Linked DNA regions of Homo sapiens: all the other regions are linked to region 2. A link is an interaction called in ENCODE POLR2A ChIA-PET data of the cell type or tissue named here. Cell type or tissue: OCI-LY7. All regions are shown on one strand. Each heading gives the region's core, and the rest is flanking DNA. Links, peaks and the distances in the headings are about the cores only. Region 1 overlaps BMP3 (bone morphogenetic protein 3). Region 2 overlaps CFAP299 (cilia and flagella associated protein 299). Region 3 holds the start of BMP3 (bone morphogenetic protein 3).

Evidence for each region. ChIA-PET counts read pairs that join two places held together with the same protein. Peaks named below come from ENCODE experiments on the same cell type or tissue, not always from the same donor. Only the 100,000 strongest peaks of a DNase experiment are listed, where the experiment ranks them.
Region 1: POLR2A ChIA-PET joins it to region 2 with 10 read pairs; 2 of 35 experiments call an interaction of 5 or more read pairs at or near these places.
Region 3: POLR2A ChIA-PET joins it to region 2 with 84 read pairs; 2 of 35 experiments call an interaction of 5 or more read pairs at or near these places.

The regions. Positions count from the first base shown.
Region 1 is chr4:81,048,508-81,055,360 of GRCh38, reverse strand. It overlaps BMP3 (bone morphogenetic protein 3), which reads right to left. Exons shown (of 3, transcript NM_001201.5): 3 at 1-2,016. The coding sequence ends at 1,825. Among named protein-coding and RNA genes, the nearest start is that of BMP3, 21 kb to the right of the region's middle. RefSeq lists a silencer at 3,034-3,083. In OCI-LY7, for the core only: CTCF peaks have their summits at 1,247 (motif pointing right), 2,482 and 2,704 (motif pointing right); DNase peaks (open chromatin) are centred at 1,270, 2,710, 3,050, 5,120 and 1 weaker place; H3K4me3 peaks cover 4,483 bases; H3K27ac peaks cover 5,000 bases.
Region 2 is chr4:80,607,696-80,614,548 of GRCh38, reverse strand. The region is part of intron 3 of CFAP299 (cilia and flagella associated protein 299); the gene reads right to left. Among named protein-coding and RNA genes, the nearest start is that of CFAP299, 280 kb to the right of the region's middle. In OCI-LY7, for the core only: no CTCF peak of the experiment used is centred there; DNase peaks (open chromatin) are centred at 1,608, 2,968, 3,528 and 4,168; H3K4me3 peaks cover 3,401 bases; H3K27ac peaks cover 5,000 bases.
Region 3 is chr4:81,028,011-81,034,863 of GRCh38, reverse strand. It overlaps BMP3 (bone morphogenetic protein 3), which reads right to left and starts at 4,156. Exons shown (of 3, transcript NM_001201.5): 1 at 3,264-4,156. The coding sequence starts at 3,579. In OCI-LY7, for the core only: CTCF peaks have their summits at 1,706, 1,906 and 2,974; DNase peaks (open chromatin) are centred at 1,813, 3,363, 3,743, 4,593 and 4 weaker places; H3K4me3 peaks cover 4,807 bases; H3K27ac peaks cover 5,000 bases.

The sequences.
Region 1 (6,853 bases), core at 964-5,963, 440 kb before region 2:
CACACACCCACACCAACATTTGTGTACCCCAAGGTGTCAAAGAGCTTCTTTTCATGAGTTATTCTTTTAATGGGTTTGCAATAAAATACCACTTAAACCAAAGCGAATGCCATACTAATTTACAAACAGCGAAGTATAGGATGTTCTTTCATTTAGTTTATTAAAAGAGGGACTTACAGTGTTTTTATATCTATCACTATCATTCCTTCAAGGAAGACGGGTGTGAAATAGCTGGAATTATAAACTTAACCCTTCCAGCTCATGGCCAGCCTCTTCATTTTACCAGTGAGGACACTAAAGACACACAGGTAACACAGTGCCTTTCACAAAATAGATGCTCAAAACATATTTATTAAATGACTGAACCACCATAATTAGCTACAGGCAGAGACAGAACAAACTCCACGTCTTCTGATACTGCACAGCCTCCAAAATGGCTGAGATATTTCTAAGTATCAGATAAGACGGAACTAAAATGAGGATTAACCACAGATTAACACCAACAATGATCTACGGCCTGAAAGCATTTCCATCACACAAATAAATATAGTGAGAAGAAGGATATTGAAATAATTTTGAAGACTAAAGTTATAAGAGGACACATATATGTATGTGACACATAGAAATGGAAAGCAAAGACAAACAAGTGTCTATATTTGATTCCCATACCTGACGAATAATGTTTTGTAAGCTTTGCTAACTTGTAGATTTCGTGACTGAGCCAAAAGCCCTGATCTATGTGAAAAAGTGCCTGACTTAGATGTGACTGAAGAATGATATTCAATATTTGGTTATGGTTAAATTGGTCATTTAAGAAGATCTTCAATATTCTACCAGTTTTTGGGCCTCAACATCTACCAATAACTTCATAGGAAGTAAAGGCATATCAGGAGAATTAAAGAGTTAATGGCTTTAGGAAGGATTTTTAAATTCAATTTAGAATAAATAAAAGCATTTGTGAAAAAGAAGTACAAAAGAGGAATTACACTTGTGTTTTCAAAAACTAGGTTTCTGATTCCTTTTTCTGGTAGGAAATGAAATGAAAACAACTGTATTTGCAATTAAATAGCTGGGTCAAGTGGTAACTCTCTGTATATGCTCTTGAATTATTCTATCATATTTGGCAAAGTTCTTATAACTGAATGGTGTTTGCCAAAATACAAAATTAAAAAAAATAAAGAATCCTGTGTAAACTGAATTATAAAACCATATTAAGCAAACCATCCTACAGAGGGCACAGGCACCTGGCGCATGTACGCACATACATACACACTAACGCTCAGCATAAACTTTCCATTACACTTAGACAATGACTTGTGGAGGAAAAACAAGGATAAACAAGAGTCTCAAGAACTTAAGAAAAACATCAGAGTTGATTATTTAGCACTTTCTCAGGATTCTAAGGCAATAAGCCTAATTCAAAACGCGAAATTGTTCTCTATTTCCCATTAGTCATTAAATGAGATAAATGACAAGCTATTGCTGCTTCTCCATTCTGTTTTCAAAGAACATTACAAAAATAAACCAGTGTGTTCTCTAACAGTTCTAAAAACAGTTTGATAAGTTGTTGTGTTTGATTACAAAAAGAGAAATAGATGTCCATATTTACTAAAAATCTTGCTTTAAGTTACATTCAGAAACAAATACAGTTCTTTTCCTTGGTGGCAATCTTCAGTCTATTTGCTCATTCCCCTCTGACTATAGAAATAATCTTTTGAAACAAAATGCATTGGCAGTGCAAAAAAAAAAAAAAAAAAAACAGGAAGAAGTCCATAAAAATAAACTAATGATTGAATTAAGCATTCAAATGAGTTCTTTGCCAGGTTATCTGCAAGCGCAAGACTCTACTGTCATGTTAGGGTATACTTTAAGCACTACATTCTTATTTTCATCAAAGAATAAAATACTGAGTGAGGACATCTTTTCTGGTACACAGCAAGGCTCAGGAATCCCAGGAACGACCCCCACAGCTCTCACTATACTCTGGATGGTAGCATGATTTGATGGCTTCAAAGACTAGAGAAAGAAATGAAAGAAGAACACATATGTTAGGTGGAACTGCGTTTCCACTCCTCAGTCCTCATTACACAAAATGCTTATCTAATGAATTTGTTTCAACAATTTAATAAAACCTCTGGCATCATTATACATTAAGCCCAATCGCCTATCCCACCACTACCAAAATGGTTATTATTTATTAAGTGCCTGCTGCATTCCAGGCATATTATATGTAGTATCTCTAATTCTCACAACAAAGCTAACATTTCTTACATTTTACAAAGGCTCAAAAAGCTTAAACGACTTATCTAAGTTCAAATAGCTTGTAAATGGTAGAGGATTTAAACCAAGTTATCTCAGCAAGAATCATTTAATTACAAACAACTTAGCCCCCAAACATGGAATTAATACACTCTACGGTGTTTTCAATAACAGGATTGAAACAAAAAATGATTCGTTATTGACCCTACATTAATCAAAATCCTAACAAGCACTCTATTTAACAGAGATACATTATTGCCACTGCTATATTGATATTTAGGCATTGTTGTTAAAATAAAACCAAGCAGGTCAGAGGGGTATTGATTTATTTAATTTAATAGTTGCCAAGATGGATTGGATGGTTACTATTCCACTATGTAATTATTCAACTCTCCTTAGAAGTACAAACTGGGGGGTAAGAAGACCACACCATTGGCCACTGGGGGTCACTGTTGCTCCACTGGTTTAGAATTAGGCATGGAGTTGTGTTCTAAGAGTGGGCCACGTCCTCTGGGAATTCCCTCTGGGAATTATGAGGGCCTAAAGTTATCCTATGGATACCAGAACTTTCACCAAAGAAGCCTGAGTAAGAATCTTTTCCCTGAGAAAATGCCAAATGGGACCACTAACATTCATGTGAAGCATGTGGTTTTATTTAGAGAACCCCATACAGCTCTGCTCTAGCTAAAAGTACTAAAGGAACAGTCATTTTTGCAAGTCCAGAATGTTAGGTATTGCCAGAGTGGTAAGAACTTCCTAAGAGATGCCCCACTGTGCAACACCTGTGTTTCTCGATTCCTCTTTTAGGCAGGTGAAAGTAGTTTTGTTTTAAACACATTGAGAAACAGAAGTTTGGTAACTTGCCAGAGACCAATTCAGGAGTAGGACTTTGACCAAAACTTTCGCTTTTTAATTTCAGAACTTTGAGCCATGTTTCTCATGGCTCAGAGGAACCCCGCCCCAGTGGATTGGTATTTTAATTTCAAACTCCTAAAGCTCCCAGCATGGGAAACTGGAACAAGTTAAAACTTTAAGGGTATATACAAACCAAGGGAGAAGACAATAATATAGAAAGCAGGCATACTCTTAAAAAAAAAAAGAAAAAAAGGATTATTTTTGGCAGAGAAAGGTTAAATCTCATCCCATCTTTTAATATCAATGAAATAAAATCCATACATCAGACTTCAACTTTATTGTGATTAGGCATAAGTAACTAAATAATTAGACTTAATGATGGGCAACTGTTCTTACTTTTTTTTCCTAGAGATTTTCAGTATATGTTAAAAAGACTGGTTAACTTTGAATTAATTAGCTTTAATTCATTACAAAGCAAGTTATTCCTCCCTTGAGGAGAGGAAGTCCATGCTGTTTTATTTTGCACATTGTATGCCCTGCATCACCAATAATATCTGTGTAACTTACACAAACTACAATCAGTATTGTACAACAAATGTCAGTAGCCATTGCTTGTTATTGCTATTGGTAATTTCTAAAGAAAGCTTTTGCAGCCATCCACTTTTCTCTACTGATTTAAAGTTATTTTTATGACTCAATAATCTAAATAGCTTGTCATAAAGCGAAAACTTTTAAACTAGATTTTCCAAAATTATTCTGTTATTTTAATGTTTAATGACTCCTATAATATTTGAATTTTATACAAAGTGGATCAACTTAATTAGATGAGACCTTGGGTGCTAAATTCTCCTGTGCATTGCTGTTCCTGAGCACCTAGTATAATCTAGGCATGGAACAAATGCTTGTTAAATGGATGAAATACTTAAAAGAAACAACATACCCTCCATTTTTATCCATTTCTGTGGAAATAGTTCCTATCAACACAAATACAAGTTTCTGTGCAAATGACCTGGTGTAGATATGGATAATATTCATGGGTGTTTCCTAGGAAAATTCCTGTCCTTTTTTTTACAGCTTCAAGTAACAAATGATAGATTCAGAAACTATGAGTATATGAGTAGTCTCTAGTGGGCTCACTGGAATTTGGACAGAAGCCCCTGATTCTGCATTGGTGTATCTTATCAGGAACCTCTCAGATTACTAGGAAGTTTCCCCTGCTTTTTTTTTTCTCACTATGAAATCCTCTGATCAACCTGCCATTAACAGAAATAATTACATCGTGCACAAAAGATCCATCCGGTAATTTGCTGGTGTAAAGCATATTGCCAGTCCGGAATTTCTGTTTGTTTCTGAGTTCAGGTCATGTTTCTCATGACTCTTTATTAAACAAGTTAAAAAATTAATATATCAATTACTAATGCATATCTGTGGTATTTGCCTTACCAGCTCTTTCTAATGAGGGTGAAGCACGACTTCAATAGCAGTTAGGTAATTTTTTGCTTAAGTAACTTAGCACATCAAGATTTAATGTTTTTGGAGTTCATTTTTATGACCAGAGATTAGAATTGGAAGATTCAGGAAATTAATTGAGGTTGTATCATTTTGAACGCATTAAATGTGAATTTCTTCTTTGTATGGAATACTTGGTTCAAAGTGTTTAGATTCTTTGCTGCCTAATTCTATGTGTTTGCTATTTATAGCTTTTGCAAAATTCCTTGAAAAAAAAAAAGCAAAACTAACTTCTCTTGGATCTTTGTCAGTGACAACAGCTCAATCACTTTCATTTGAAATTTCTGTTTTCCATCTCTTCTAAGGTGATGAGGAGAGGCAAAGGTATAGAACTTGGCATTAACTGTATGGGTATTTTTCATCTCATGGCAGAATTCCAAGAATCTCTCTCTGGGAGAACAGATTGGCTGTAAGGGCTAGAAATCAGAAAAATCCAAACTGCCGTGTCTGTGAATGAAATCTACAATGGTCAGGCCTGCACCTGCCAAGCCGTGTATGATGTCCTCGAGTTGAATTTGATTACAAATGCATTAGCAGGGGAGAGCATGTCATCAGCTAAGAGCCTTCATTCCTGACCTGGGCCATGGAGTTTTACTCCACAATTCTTCCAGTCCAGCCCACATGGGTGTGATAGCCCAGAAACTATCTAATTGGAATCAGTGAAAGGGCAAAGCCTGGAATTTGGGAAAGGCAGAAAGAACACAGCTGTTCTGAATTAGAGAACAGGTTGTCAACTTTTGCAGACAAAAAGCCCTGCCATATAGAACACTCTTTGGCTCAGGAGGCCAAAAGAAAGGAGGGCCAACAAAGCAGTCTAGCCTGGGGGAACTTTCTCTGGGGCAAAAACTATATCTAAAGTCTGAAAGGTCTTTGGCACCTCAGTTATTCCACATGTTTTGTACTGATCTGACCAGTGGCCTTGATTCTCCTCTGTTGCTTAGACTATATTTTTATTTACAAAGTTCACTCTGGTTGCAGTATTGGACACGGTGCAGATAACAGGGATGTTTATTAATTACCCCTAATGTAGCAGCTTCATTTGGCTGCATGTTTCCCATCTTTTTGGTCACCGTACCACTTGAAAGACACAAGGCGTGGAAGGCTTAAAGGGAACCACTAGAAAGCTTTAAAAGTTAAACAGATACACACAAGGTGATGAGAGATTGAGAACTCTATGTAACAGCCAAACTTCCACTCTCAACTTGGCAAAAGGAAATCTGAAGCTCAGAGAGAAAGCTCCACACTTATCCCTGTTATGTCTCCCTGGAGTTCTGATGCCCTTCCAAGTTTTGACAAATATTATGATGAGTTCAGTTGCTGCAACTGATGCTCTCCTGATTCTCTTACTCTCCAAATAAACCTCCCTGGAAGAGCTCACGGGCGGTTGAATGCAAAGGGAGAAACCTATTTTCAGCTTTGTGATGTTTGAAAAGGGACTAGAAACATTTAGAAAACATTTTCCTGCCTTACAACTTTTATTCTCTTGATCTCGTTTCCTATGTAGTCTTTCTTCAGAGTCCTACGTTTGCTTTTCTTTCTCCTCAGTCTCAGAAATGGCCGTGAATAATAATGCCAATAACAGGTATTTATTGATAACCTACTATGTGCAAGGTGCTCTACTGTCTCATTTTTCCACTGTTTTTGTTATATAGAAACTATTATTTTTACTATTTACTATTTGACCCATTTCAGACTGTAAAAATAACTTGTAGAGAGTCTGAATAACTTCTCCAAAGAGTCATAGCAGGTAAGTGGTAGAATCAAGATTCAAGTTAAAAGGATTTGACTTTTATTTTTGCTACTCAAAGTGCAATTTGTGAATCAGCAGCATCTGCATCACCTAGGAACTTGTTAGATATGCAGAATCTTAGGCTCTACTCCTATATCCACTGGATCAGAACCTACATATTAACTAAATCCAGGGCAATTTGCCAGGACATTAAGGTTTAAGATGCCCTGCTATGACCAAGCGTGTACATTTAATTATTCTTCTGCACTAACATACTTCTCTCCTTAAATTTATTTCTGCTATTTTTACCTTATTCCTCATCAATTCTTAAATTATTATTCTTTAGATCACTGAGAAACATGATGGAGCTCTTCTGAAGTAACAGCAGGTTTCGGAACAGTAAAAGCAGGTAGAACCAATAAATGAGAGGGACAAATTGGAAGTAATTGTGGTGGGGTGGATACCAAATCAATTCTCCAGAGCTAGAGGTTCAAAAGCAAA
Region 2 (6,853 bases), core at 1,249-6,248:
GCACATGCTGCCCCCGCAGAGTGCCTGCTCTTGGTGCTTTCCCGCCTTGCAAATCAAATCCGAGCCATCTTCTCTAACGACAGTATTTGTGATGCCTATTAGATCAAGAGCTCCTTTTCAATAGAAGTGCCTTAGTTTAAAGTTAGTGCCTCACCACTAGTATGGACTGTTTGTCATCTCCATTAAATATACAGCTATGGGGATCAAGGTCATTATTAGTCACACAAATTCACCTCTTAGGACACTTTCAGGAACATATTTTCTATTTGTTTTGAATCACTCCTTGAAGACTTAAAATATTCTAAGTAGCCGTTAATTTTAATCAAAACTGTTTCCATTAGGATAGAAAAAAATAGCATTATTTCAGTGCAAACTGACAACATTCTGTTGGAGTAAATATCACTTGAAAATAGGTGACTTGTTATGTATACAGAAATGAAAAGGGGAATACAAAACTGGAAGTGTCCTTAACAGACAAAGCAGGTGCTCACAAACTACAGTTCCAAATAACAAAACCCAACTTTATACTAATTGGAAAACAATAATAATACATTAAATAAACTGGAGAAAATGAATCAAACATGTGCCTGCCTGCCTTTCTGTAGCAAAGGTATAAGGAATAGCGAAGAGTTATCAGAGTTATAAACTGAAGAGAGATGTATGTTTTCTCCATCATTTTTGTCTCAGCTAACAGTGTTTTGGTCAAGCATTAGTCTTTGCAAGTACAAATGAATTGTGAAATACAGTCAGTTGTAGAGCAGGACCATCTTAAAGTGCACAGGGAAATGATGTTAAACTGAAAGGCAGTGGGTTTCAAACTTTAATGAGCCTAAGCCTGAATACCAGATGACCTAATTCACTGGTCAGCTTTCTACAAAATCAACATAGGTGATTCTGATGCAAGTGACAGATGGACTGCATTTTGTAGAACACTGCTATGTGGTATGCATGCATAGCAATAAAACATAAAAGTCAGCTGAAATTTTGGTGAAGGAGATAGGTTCAGGGAGGAAAAAGTGTTTCTATTTGTCTTAATTGACATTATGCATGTAACCTAGATCTGAAGAGATAATGAAAGAAATAAAGTAATTTTTGTTTATAATAAATTGAGTTGAATGATTTAAATCTATTTGAATTAACATACGTACTACATCAGTTTTAGAGTTAAATCATTCAGTAAAATAATGTATTAATTATCCTTAGAAAATGAGAGGTTCCACAAAAGATGTGACACCAAAAACTTCAGGTGTCAAAGCTCTGTATATTTTAGCATTTCTATGGACTCTTTCTAAAATGAATTTTCTACTTCCTGCACAAACCAAATATACTAGAAAATATTTAAACTGGTATAGGTGACTTATGACATTTACCACTGAGTTAAGATAAAATATCTTGAGTTAATATCTCAAATCTGCCACTTACTAGCCTTGGGGAAATTGCATAGCTCCCCATGCCTTGCTTACTTATTTGTGAAATAAGTTGCATATCTCATGTAGGATTATGGGGAATCAAATGTGTAAATGCATATGAAAGAGCCTCATAACATGTCCAGCACTTCATCATTACTTTTCCTTTCTGTCCTAGGCTGTTAGTCTTGCAATTCTCACTGCTATACTTGGTTCTTTCAGCTTAATGTTTTTTATCTTTAGAAGGTGACTAAAACAGACAATCAAACTTGTTAAGAACCACGTGCTAAATGAAAGTGAGTGCCCAAGGCCACAATATTAGGGTTTGAACTACTTAATTAATTTAAAACTATGTACCTAATTCAGAGTTCAAAGGCATTCTGAGCTACTTAATTAATTTCAAACTATGTACTTAATTCAGAGTTGAGGGTGTTAAGTTCAATCTCTATTTAAGGTGTGAGTATTATTGAAATAGTTTAAATTAAACCACAGAAAATTATTTAATAAAAGGATAGTTTGGGTAAACAAATAGGGACAATTCACCTTCTCAAATCATTTTATACAGTTACAGAGATTTCACAAAACATAATGTTAAATAATAGTAATTCATTTTCAGCCCTATATATGGATGGGATGTTTCTGCAAATGATGTTAATAGTTGATTAGGCTTGAAATAGATACTACAGATTTTGTCTCAAACTCTAATAATATGTCAGAACCCATTTGATAGAAAAAAACTCTAATGATAAATGTGTAATCATTTCCAGAGAAATTAAATCAGCATTGTGCTTTGAGATAATTTTTTTTAGTTTAGTGACAAATTGAGGCAATCTATCCCTCTCACTGAGTTTTAGGGTCTGTTTTTCAGTTTACTATTTTATTTTTCTCCTGAAGAGGAAGGAGATAAGAAAAGACAGAATGTAAGAAATGGGGTATAAAAATAGAGAAATTATATACTTCCTTTGTGTTCTGGAAAAAATAAAACACGATGGTTTGCTAATAATTGTGGGAGGTTATGTGTTTGTATGGATTCTTTGCAGTATCACTAATCTACAAAAAAAAAATGGCACATACTGTCCCTATAAGGGATAAAATAAAACAAAACAACAAAGCTTTAGAGCATGACCATCATCGACGATTTGTGAATTTCACACAGCATTTATTCATTAATCTGGTTCAGCATTAGAAAATTTACAAAAATATTTGCCCTCATAATCAGGTATATCAAGCCAAATACACTTGTACTTGAAGAATTCTCTGCTTGGGACAGTGTATGGTGTAGGCTGTAATGACACAATTCAGTTATTCTTGAGTCAAGACCTACAATAGTGAGTGACAGGGTTTTCAGGTAACATATTCAGTCTTCCAGCTCCCATTTCATCCTTCAGTTAACAGGGAGTTAAGAGCCGAATCCTCAAAACGTCCAAGAGAACTCAAAAGAGTTTGCTCAGTGGAGTTCAAATATCAGGCTAAAAGCAAATTGCAATTTTGATTTGAACCCTGCTTCCTACAAGTGTCCCAATGCAGGTGTGGTCTGGATTTGATAAAACATTAACTTTGTTCTCTATGTAAATAAAATGGTGGCTACACAGGTGCACCTGCTGTATGGTATTATGGGCAACCACAAAGTTATCAGAGTGTAACTTAGAAAAAATAAACAGAACAAGTGTGCTAAAGGGCACATTTAGATTGCCGTTGTAGATTGTGTATACAGTTAAATCATTCTGTCAAATAAGTTTAATGTAGTTATTGAATATAATGTATAGTTCACATGGAAGCTAATTTGCCCAGCATTCCCACATGTCCCCTGATTTAGTGAATATTTTAAAACTTTGCTCAACAATTACATAACAGGAAGGTATCTAAAAGTGGAGAAAGAAAAAAACATGGTGTTAAAATGTGGAATAAGCTATGCTTCCTTTTAATATCTTTTGTGAAAAGACAGAATGATGGAGAGCACTGAGAACATTTATTACTGACAGGTGTAATTTCACCCCTACTTGAAAGGCCATGACTTTAAAAGGAGATGAAAGCTTCCAGCTGATGAATGAGGGAAGAAAAGTCTGACAGGAATAACATGACTGTCTCAAGGGAATTGAGTCATGTGGTCCTGCGGTTTACCATTTGGCCATGAAGTTACAAAGATTTACAGTGTGCTCTAAAGGGGTTTGGAACCCGTTTATTTGCACTTACTTTTGGAGGGCTGATAGAACAACTTAAAGAAACTTACAGGGTGACCAGCTCATCACCCAACTAATAATAGCACAATGGTTATCAGCCACCCAGAGCAATATAACCATGACTGATGAAACCCTCCTACAACTAAGTTGGAGGGCTGATAACAAGATTTGAGATAGCCATCTGGGTATAAAAGAGCCTTTATTATTATCATTGAATAGAATCGATGGGTTTGCATCTAGAAAGGAACTTTGTAGATTTTATGGTATCAGAAATAATGTCCCAAAGGACTTTTTAGCTTTAGGTCCATTTTGATGAAAACTTTTTTTAAAAAGTTCTTTAAATGGCACTAACTAAACTAATATACATTCTGTACTATTATTTTTAAGGTGCTGAGCTAAGAAACTGAATTTCAGAAAATTAAGGTTGTAAAATAGAGAAGATAAAGTATGAATTACTATAACCTGAGAAAGAATGTGACAGTGACCTAGGAAAGACAGAAGATAGAATGGGAGACAAAAATGAGAAGTGGCTATTTCTCTGTAGGTACTAAATTTGCATACCGTTTTGTTAGATTTTGCTCTTGCTTTCTTAAATGTGAATATTTTTACCACTTCAGTACTAAGTCCAGGTTAGGGGTTGGGGGACACTGGAAGTGCTGCTGGGTTCAGCAATATTCACTCCAGGGAAATCAGTGTGCTGTCTTCTAAGAACAGAGAGCAGACTCTCATTTCTGTCCACACTTCACTAGTGTCATTTTTTTTAGAGCATTTATCAAATTAAAAGGATTATTAAAGTGATCAGAAAGAAGAGACACAAGGAGGAACCAGAATCTCTTCAATTAATAAATTACTTAGAACTACCTTATAAAGCATAAAAATAAAATAAGTAAGCAAATTCTCTGCAAATCTATAGACACTAATAAGCATTATTCAGCCTTTTTAAAAGTCTTTAAAAACATCCTGTGGGTAAAATTATGCCCAGATATAATCTGGATAAGGATAGGCCTATTAAAGTGCATTTGGTTGGTTCAAACATAGTCTAGAATTTTTAGCTTCTTTTCACTCTATCATTTTGAGGGTCATTTATAGACTATTCAAACACAATTATTATTTTCCTGGACAAAATTCATTAGTAGGCACAGGAATATGAGCACAAAAACTTATAGAATATAGCATATAAACATGCAAATATAGACAAACTATGTATTACTAGAGAACTACCAAAACAGTTACACATAAAATAGCAATTTTAAGAAATTCCACAAATGTTAAATAAACAAAAAATAGGAAAAGTGGTACACATTAATTGTGCCATGAAAAAAATCATATGTTCCATTATTACTTTGGCCTTTTATAAATATAAACAAGAAATAAAAAATAACATTAACGTTGATTACTCTGGACTACTTAAAATTATATGATATTAAATAAATATTCTGTTGATAAAAATCCAACATAAAGAGACATATCTAAATAACCTTTACACTTTAATAAATAAACCCTATAAACCAACCTTGAAACATTTCAAAAAATATATCCTTCTTCTACCAAATAGCTTCCTTCTCTCACTGCATAGTTTCCTACCTTGGAAATATTTGTAGGAACAGCATGACATAGTTATCAAGATTCTTTAGCATAACTAAATAATATCACAGAAAGAAGCTCCTAATAACTGGGAATATTATTTTGACTTAACTGGAAGTTTTGCTAGTGTAATTACACACAAGGCAATATTCCTGTTTACAAAGTCACATTATTTAACCCAACATATACTTATTTTTTTAAAGCATTTTACATTTCTGAACACAGGAAAGTACTCAAGTAGCAAATATATGTATACTAAAGCCCTTGGAAACTTTTCCAAAAAATTCATCCATACATTCCTTTATATTGAGTTATAACCTTGACTTAACAGTCTCAAACACTATGTGAATATAAAATACCCAATAAAATAAAGTTAAATGTAGGCAATCTCAAGTTATTTTTAGAATTGTATTTTATCATGAAATGTTTTCATCTAACATTTTCTTTATTCTTCTCCTTTTAATCATCCCCTCTTTCTCTGTGCACATACACACACACACACACACACACACACACATGCATCGTGTAAGCTTTACCCAGTTTTACACAAGAATTCTAACCCATTTCTGACCCTTAACATGATTATTCTGTTTCTAACTCTATTATTACTCATTAAACCTCCTGGCTTCATCCCATTGGTAACATCTGCTTTCTATCAATGCCAAAGACAACAGGTTCTTTAAACAAACTTTCTTTAAAAAATAAGATTTTAAAATATAAGAGTTGTATGGATTTTTTAAGTGAAAACCTAAGTTCCTTCATTAAATCTACAATGCGCTTTTTTTCAAAATGAGAGCCATTTACCCTAAAAAAATTCTGGAAAATATCAACATCTGTACATTGCAATAAAAGCACTACTTGTGACTGTCATTCATCAAGCTGGTGAGTAATTCGGAAAACAGTAGCAATAGCCCTTGGAGTGGAGTATATATGTAGGATGAAGCCAAAATGTTTTTCTAACTTGTAAAGGAAACTTTTCCATAAGCAGTACTTACTGCCAGTTGCTTCTTCAAGATATGAGCAGCATCAGTCTCCTGTTGATTTAGCTTAAACAAATTAAAAGGGGAAATCCAACTGAGGTGTATTCCACATGTTAACAAATCTCCTATCTAAAGTATAGCTTGAACCCCACCCTCTGGTACTGTTGGAATCAGTTATCTATTTCCTAATTACTTAGTCTCGACAACACTTGTGAATGGTAAAAAAAAATTAGATAGCTCATATCTCTAACATGAATATCCCCATATATTATAACTGTACAGATAAGTATGTGTGTATATATACACACACATATATTTGTATATAAAATTGTAAAGTAGTAAAATTGAAAAAGAAACTTTGGCTACGAAATGCTTTCTAAATGTCTCCACTACACTACATTCTAATCTAAAATAAAATTAGGCAAAACTACTTCATGTAACCTTCACATTGTTACAATACATAGGCTCCCAGTTCAATGTAATTTCCAAGTTGGCCCCACTATGAAAGATTCATGACCATAATTACATTTCTATTCCCACAGCATTAAGAAATGGAAAGCAAGTATTTCACCTTTGCAGTGACACATTTCCCAGTTCTCCTTGCACAACTTAAATTATAATACAAGCCCTCGAAACAATCCTTTTTATTCTGAATCATGCCCTTCCAACACACATAGCTTTCAGTCTGCAGCCAGAAGCTGAG
Region 3 (6,853 bases), core at 1,018-6,017, 420 kb before region 2:
TATATACTATCTTTGCCGAAGCCTTATATTTTAGCCTTATACTTCAGAAACATTTCAATATTATAATTACTTATCTTAAAAGTACTTTGGTCATAGGAGGAAAGAATCTCCTCTTCCTCATTGCAGGAAAATATTCACTTGTGGGGCTGGATTGCCTCAGTTATTTTTTTAAATCTATGAAGTATGTGAGATTTTTTAAAAGGTGATAAGTACTCACTAAAATGTGCTATTTTGGTGGGTGCATGTCATGAATAGTGAAAGTTTCCTAACAACATGTGTGCTTTAATTGTTTTTCCTAAAGAGATTATATTTGTCATTAAGAAAAGGAAGATTAAGTGACTATGGGAGTCATGAGAAAGTGATGATCCTAAAGTATCTTAAAAGATCAAGACAGAAGAAAAATTCATGTAAAATATTCTTCTTTATCATATAGTAGCCAGAGACAACTTAAACCAAAATCAAAATAAATGCTAATTTCATATCCTTCTGTCTTCCTTCACATGGTGTATTTTTATGAAGCTGACCTTCTCTGTCACTAATAGATTTTGTGAATTACCTTTTGCAAAGGGAAAGATAAAACCTATCTTTATGTAAACCCTTCCACATGACAAAAAAACTTACAAGCACTCCAAACTTACGGTTTTGGCACACCAACTACATAGCATTCAGGGAGGAGAAAAGGGTTTAGCAGAAAGTGTATTTAGGATGAATGCCACCCACCATCAAGTAATGGTTTAAGTAGAAAGTAATCAGAGGGAGACCACAGCAGCTAAATTTCAATCGAAGATATTCTAGGTTTAGAACAATAAATAATTTTAATCAGGTATGTACCAAGGCACAAACAGGACTCTAAAGCTATAACTCAGCCTGAATAAGCACTCAGAGGCTGCCGGATCAGCAGCTGCCCCATACACAGCACACCACCTGATCTTCCATTAAAATTTCTAACGTCTTCAGTACAGAGAAACCCATATGTTCTAAAACTTAAAAACTCTGGACTGGAAAACATATCTACTATATTAATTTAGACAGCATCTTTCACCTACAAGGGAACATATGTCACAAGGTGAAAGGGTGTTATGGAAATGCTGATATGGATGACGAGAGAGGGACACACATGAAAACCTTAGCACCTTCCTAGAGTCCTGCCTTATTAGAGCCAGAACTGCCTTATAATAGTCTTTTTAGTGTGTTAGTAACTAAACACTCTTGGAAGGGGCCCAACACGAACCACCTCACCAGGAGCCTCAATGAGGTAACATGACACTTAAGCTTCCACAAAAACCAGTGTCTACATTTGATGAATAAGTCATTAAGACAGTCTCTAGGATGCTAAAGGGATTACTTTTCTTATCAGGGCACACAGCCTTGTATATATGCATCAAGCTGCAACTCATCGTTTCAAGGGAATGTCTGGCCTCCATATCAGAGTTTATTATTTGATGCTATGAGACTACAGTGAGGCTGATAAGGCACACTCTGGAATACTGCAAGGAATGAGTTGAAGCCAAAAAGAATATGGTGCCTGAGTTGTTAAAATCTTTATCCATGGTTAACTTGGCCTAAAACAAATAAAAGCTATACAATACGTGAATGAAACAAATTCAAATTCTACCTCCAAACCATGTGGTTCATTCTATAAATGAAACTTGTTAATCCCAAACATATTGTTTTTTATCTTAGGGGCCTCAGCTACTCCCTAGCAATATAACCAAGAAAACAAATATCAAGATAAGAGTCATTTGAGTACCTTCATTTTTGCCACCTGCCTAGCTCACCCAACTTCCTTTCAATCCTTGCAACTCCCACATGAGTTACTCACTGAGTTATGCCCCTAGAGTTGCACTAAAGTAAACAGAGTATTCACTGGTGTAGTCAGCTGTCAGGACAGCCTCCTCCAATGGCTAGGATACTGTGGATAACACAGAGCAGGTTTCTTTTTCCTTACTGGTGGCGCTCTCCTCACAGATCATGCTCATGGTTTTAAGAAGAAAGTAAAATCTGGTTCAGTTCAGTCTCTAGCTAAAGACTTCTGTATTAGGAAGCATAATTCACATCTATTGTAAATGTCATCATGCCTGTAAGCTCTAGAATATATTTACACAGACAATGCAGGGCTTTCCTTGATGAATGCCTTAGTTTTCCCTTTTTCCAGGAGTCTTGCATATCAAAACTTTGGGAGATTTCTTTCTAGTGATTCTGACAGTATTGACTGAGGCATGGCCTCATTTTCTTGAAGATTCTTGGCTATTGTTCAACTGTTCACTGAAGACAGGCTTTGCAGTTACATTTCCCCTTATCATGAATGTAGTGAACAAAAAAGCCTGGTGAATCCTCAAAGCATAAAAACAGAGTTAGTGTCCAGGAAGCTTTCCCTCAAGCTGTTAACACAAGGGAGGGAGGCTGTTAGCATAAGTTATTCCCTTCACCACAGGGGCTAGGAGAAACCTTGTTAAGCCATGAATTTCAGTCCGAAGTGATCTGTGCTGAAAAATGGGATGAGCAGATTTTCTTGGGCAGATTCCAAGAGGTGTTTACATCCAGGGTTGCTCCCTCCCCTTGTCTCCCAGCTCCTCCCAGGATGGATGGTACAACCCCTGTTTACCCAGATGCGTTTTAATAATCGAAACACCCAAGCACCTGTTTTTTTTTTTTTTTTTTTTTTTTTTGCCACTAAGGAACTATCAAGTAAAGTGTCAAATATAGTACAGTAACACAAAGGGCGCGAATTAGGAGCGGGTGCAATATCTGGAGAAGCGACTGGGGAAGGAGAAAAGGAGAGGGGAAGGCGTCTTATTCAAGTATGATTTCTCTCGGGTCCTGGCATTGGCATAAAATGGCATCTGCCTCTTAGTAAACATGGCTAAAGCCCAGTCCAAAGGAATTTCCGCTGGCCGATTTAGGAATCAACAGAATAAGGTACCCTAGAGGTGCTCCAGTCACTCAGGGCAGGAGGCCTCACAGGCATGGGGTGTCGCCCCTTCCCTTTTTCCACGAAGCTCCTCCAGCCTACCCCTCCACTGCTCCGCGCCTTCATTCTATTTCCCCCTCTCACTTTGGATTTGAAAACTGGGCTTACAGGAGATGCAGCTGGCGACACGCGGGGTGTGACTGGACGGAGGAATCCAGAGGGCAGCTGAGGAGGGCGGAGAAAGGTCCCTAGGCAGCGCCACCAAGCAAGGGGCAGACAAGGAAGCTGTGGGGGGTCCCGGGAGAAAGCTGGGGCGGGACCGCGGGAAGGGAGTCTCACCTCGCGCACTCACCTGCTGCTGCCGCCCGAAAGCTGCGAACCGTGTTGCCTTCGCGCAGGAGCCGAGGGCGCCAGGGCTGCGAGCCTCCCTCCAGGGAGCCCGGTGTCCGGGCCGCCTGGACCGTGCTGTACCTGTCATAGAGCCGCAGCATGTGTTCAGAGACCTTGTCTTGCGGCTGCAGCTCGGAGTCCGGGCCACCACCTGCCGTGCGGTCACCTGGCACAGCTTTGCGGAGCTCCGGGAAAGGTGGCTTCGGTCTCTCTCCCTGCGCCAGGCTCACGCAGAAGCAGCCCAGCCACAGAAAGAGCAGCCTGCTCGCCCCAGCCATGGCTAGGTACCCGCGCGGCGCGTCGGCTCCCGGCGTCGCTGCGGGACACTCCGAAGGCGCAAGGAGCCGGCGGCGGAGCCGAGGGTTGAACTCCAAACCAGCTGGGGCGAGGGCGCACGGAGCCCGGGACGCGGCCGGGTGCAGCGAGATAGCGGCCAGCCCCACTTGCTGCGCTGACCCAGCGCAGCCTGACAGGTGGGCTCTTCCCCAGCAGCTGCGCGGACCTCACCCGCGCAGGGCGCTGCGGGCGCCGTCTCCACTCCAACGCTGAGAAAGAGCTGTAGGTCGCGGCGTGTGTGGCCCGGGTGTTTTCAAGATCTGTCTGTACCTTCCCTCCTCGCTTTATTTTTGGGAACACCCGGCCAAACTGGCCGCGCGAGGGACTAGGACTAGCTCTGTTTTGGGCGCCAGGTCGGAGCCGGGGCTGTGCGCAGCGGTCCGGAGGGCGCTCGATTGCCTTTTCCAGGGATTGGAGCAGCTGCGGCGCGGCTGGTCCGAGTTTTTTAGTGTACGTGTGTGTGTGTGTGCGCGCGCGCGCGCGCGTGTGTGCGTGTGTGTGTGTGTATGAGAGAGAGAGACTTAGTTCTTTCGCTCTCTAGCTGATCTGTAGAGTCCTCAGCCAATCTCTCCCACTCCCTCGTCCTCGCCCTCTTAGCTTGCACCAGGCTGGGATAGAAGCAAGGGAGGGGGGGAGTAACCAGAGAACTGGCAGCGGGAGGGAGAGAAGAGGAAGTAGGGGTGGGGATGGCTGGGGAGAGGAAGGGAAAAGGAGATTCAGGACTAAAGAAATGGTAGGAGGGACGGTTTTTTTGTTTTGTTTTGTTTTGTTTTTGTTTGTTTTTTTTTTTAATTCTCCAAGAACAGTGGCTGTGTGGTGGCTAGCAAGAGGGCAGAGGAAAACAGAACTTCTTCCTGGCTTTTCGGTCTTATGATTCCAAACAAAGTCACAACGTGAACACCATTCTCGCTTACTTTCCCGAGCCTCTTCTGACGGACACTGCGGGCCCCTGCACCTGCAGCCCGTCATCATAGCTTCCTGTCTTTCTGAGAGCATACCCATCATAACGCCCCTCTCTCCCGCATCATCTTCTCTCGAGGTGAGAAATATGTGCGAGTCAATATCATGTTAAAAACAAATAAGAAAACAAGCAAACACACCACAACCCCACCTACAGCTTCCCCCAAAGGTTTCCTTCCTACAGGTCCCCAAAAGGTTTCCCAGCAGGATGGTGCAGTGGTGGCTAAAAACAAGGGTGTGTGGAAGATCCCGGAGTCCGGAACAGAATGTAAGAGTCGCTAGCTTTGTCTTCCTAATTCTCTCTTGTCATGGCTGTACAATGGAGATTAAACTATGAGCAGCCTGGCGCAGTGGCTCAGGCCTGTAATCCCAGCACTTTGGAAGGCCAAAGCGGGTGGATCACGAAGTCAGGAGTTCGAGACCAGCCTTGCCAACATGGTGAAACCTCATCTCTACTAAAAATACAAAAATTAGCTGGGCGTGGTGGTGCGCACATGTAATCCCAGCTACTGGGAAGGCTGCGGCAAGAGAATGGCTTGAATCCAGGAGATGGAGGTTGCAGTGAGCCGAGATTGTGCCACTGCACTCCAGACTGGGTGACAGAGCAAACTTTGTCTCAAAACAAAAAACAAACAAACAAACAAAAAACAACTGTGAGCTAACATTTTTCTCCACACTTATGCTCTAGACATGCCTTGTTATTTATATTTCAAGTATATTACCAAATAATTTTCACAGCAAAACCCATTTTACAGATGAGGAAACTGAGGCAAAAGGATACATAGTAAGTGACAGAACTGAGATCCAAATTCAGGGAGTCTGATTTCTGGCCTCAGGCCAGATAACCACACTATTAATAGTGAAATTAGCATTTAAACTGAAGTTTCAGTGTGCAATCCATGTAAATGTTTAGTGCAGTTCTTGACCATATGCAGTAAAATCTTCAGTCAATGTCTATTGCATTTATCCCTCTTCCCCTCTGTAGGGCAATGGAGTTGATCGAAAAGAAGATAGGCTCCTGGAGTCACACCATGTCTCCAGATCTGAGTTTCTTCTTTGATGGTGAATAACAACACATTCCTTTTAGAGTTTTGTTTGGATGACATTAGAAAGCAGTGCTAAAGTGACTGGCGCACTCACTAGCCTTTAATAGGGGCTCAATCCCTTTCTATCCTAAATTTATCCCAAATCCAGACTACATTCTCCCCACTCAGTCACTTCTTAACCCACTGCGGTTTGGATTTTGCCCTTAGCCACCCCGGGAACTGTTCTGCAGATAATAACACATATTTCAAGAGTAGTTGTGAGGATTAAATGAGATCATGTGTTTGATCTTTGCTTGGCATAAAGAACATAATAGCTTTTGTGATTAATAATGAAGATCTAATTGCAAAATTCAATAGGCCCTGGAAACTCTCTCTTTGATTTTTTCCCTGTGAACTATTGGTTGTTTTTCCATTCCTTTCTGCCCTTTCTCAGTTCTGTCAGCTGCCTCCTCTTTCTAGGCCTGCCTCAAGCGTTCCTGACATCTTTACTCTGCCCTTGGAAAATGCCAAATCCAGAAGAAAATTCTTTTTCAGTTCTTCTGCTTTGGTGGTCACCTCTGGCCTTTAAATATATAGTTCTGGGTCCCCCTCAGCTCCAGTCCTCCTTGCCAAAGAAGTTCATCCTCTTCCCCTTTGAAACCATCTTTGAGACTTCCCTCCCTTTAGCTACAGTGCATATTTCTGTCACAACATTTGCCACTCTGTACTCCACATGATTCTTCATTCATAGATACTGAAGACTGACAGCATGTCTACAATGGCTCCCTTCCCTTTGCTGCACCTCCAATCTGTTATTTAAGCCATAAGCATAAAATAAGAGTGCCATCTCACAGGGTTGTAGTAAAGAATAATTGGATAGTCCATTTCAAGAGATTAGCAGAGTGCCTAGCACATAGCAAATGCTTAAAAAGAGTCGGCTGAGACCTAAGAGAATCGCTTGTCTGTTTTTGTCTAAGGCAGAGATCAAGGCATACCCATCTTTATATTTTAATGACCAGCCATGTCATTCAGAATAATCATAGTAACAGGGGATGATGAGCAAGTAGAATAATCCCTAACAGAGATTCCCAGCTGTAATTCCAGACTAGAACAGAATATGGATATGGGAGCCAGCAAACCAGAGAACACTAGTAGCAACCAAATTTTGGACTTATAATAACTCATTTGCAACTAACATACATCCAGGAAGAGGGAGCAATGGATGAAATGG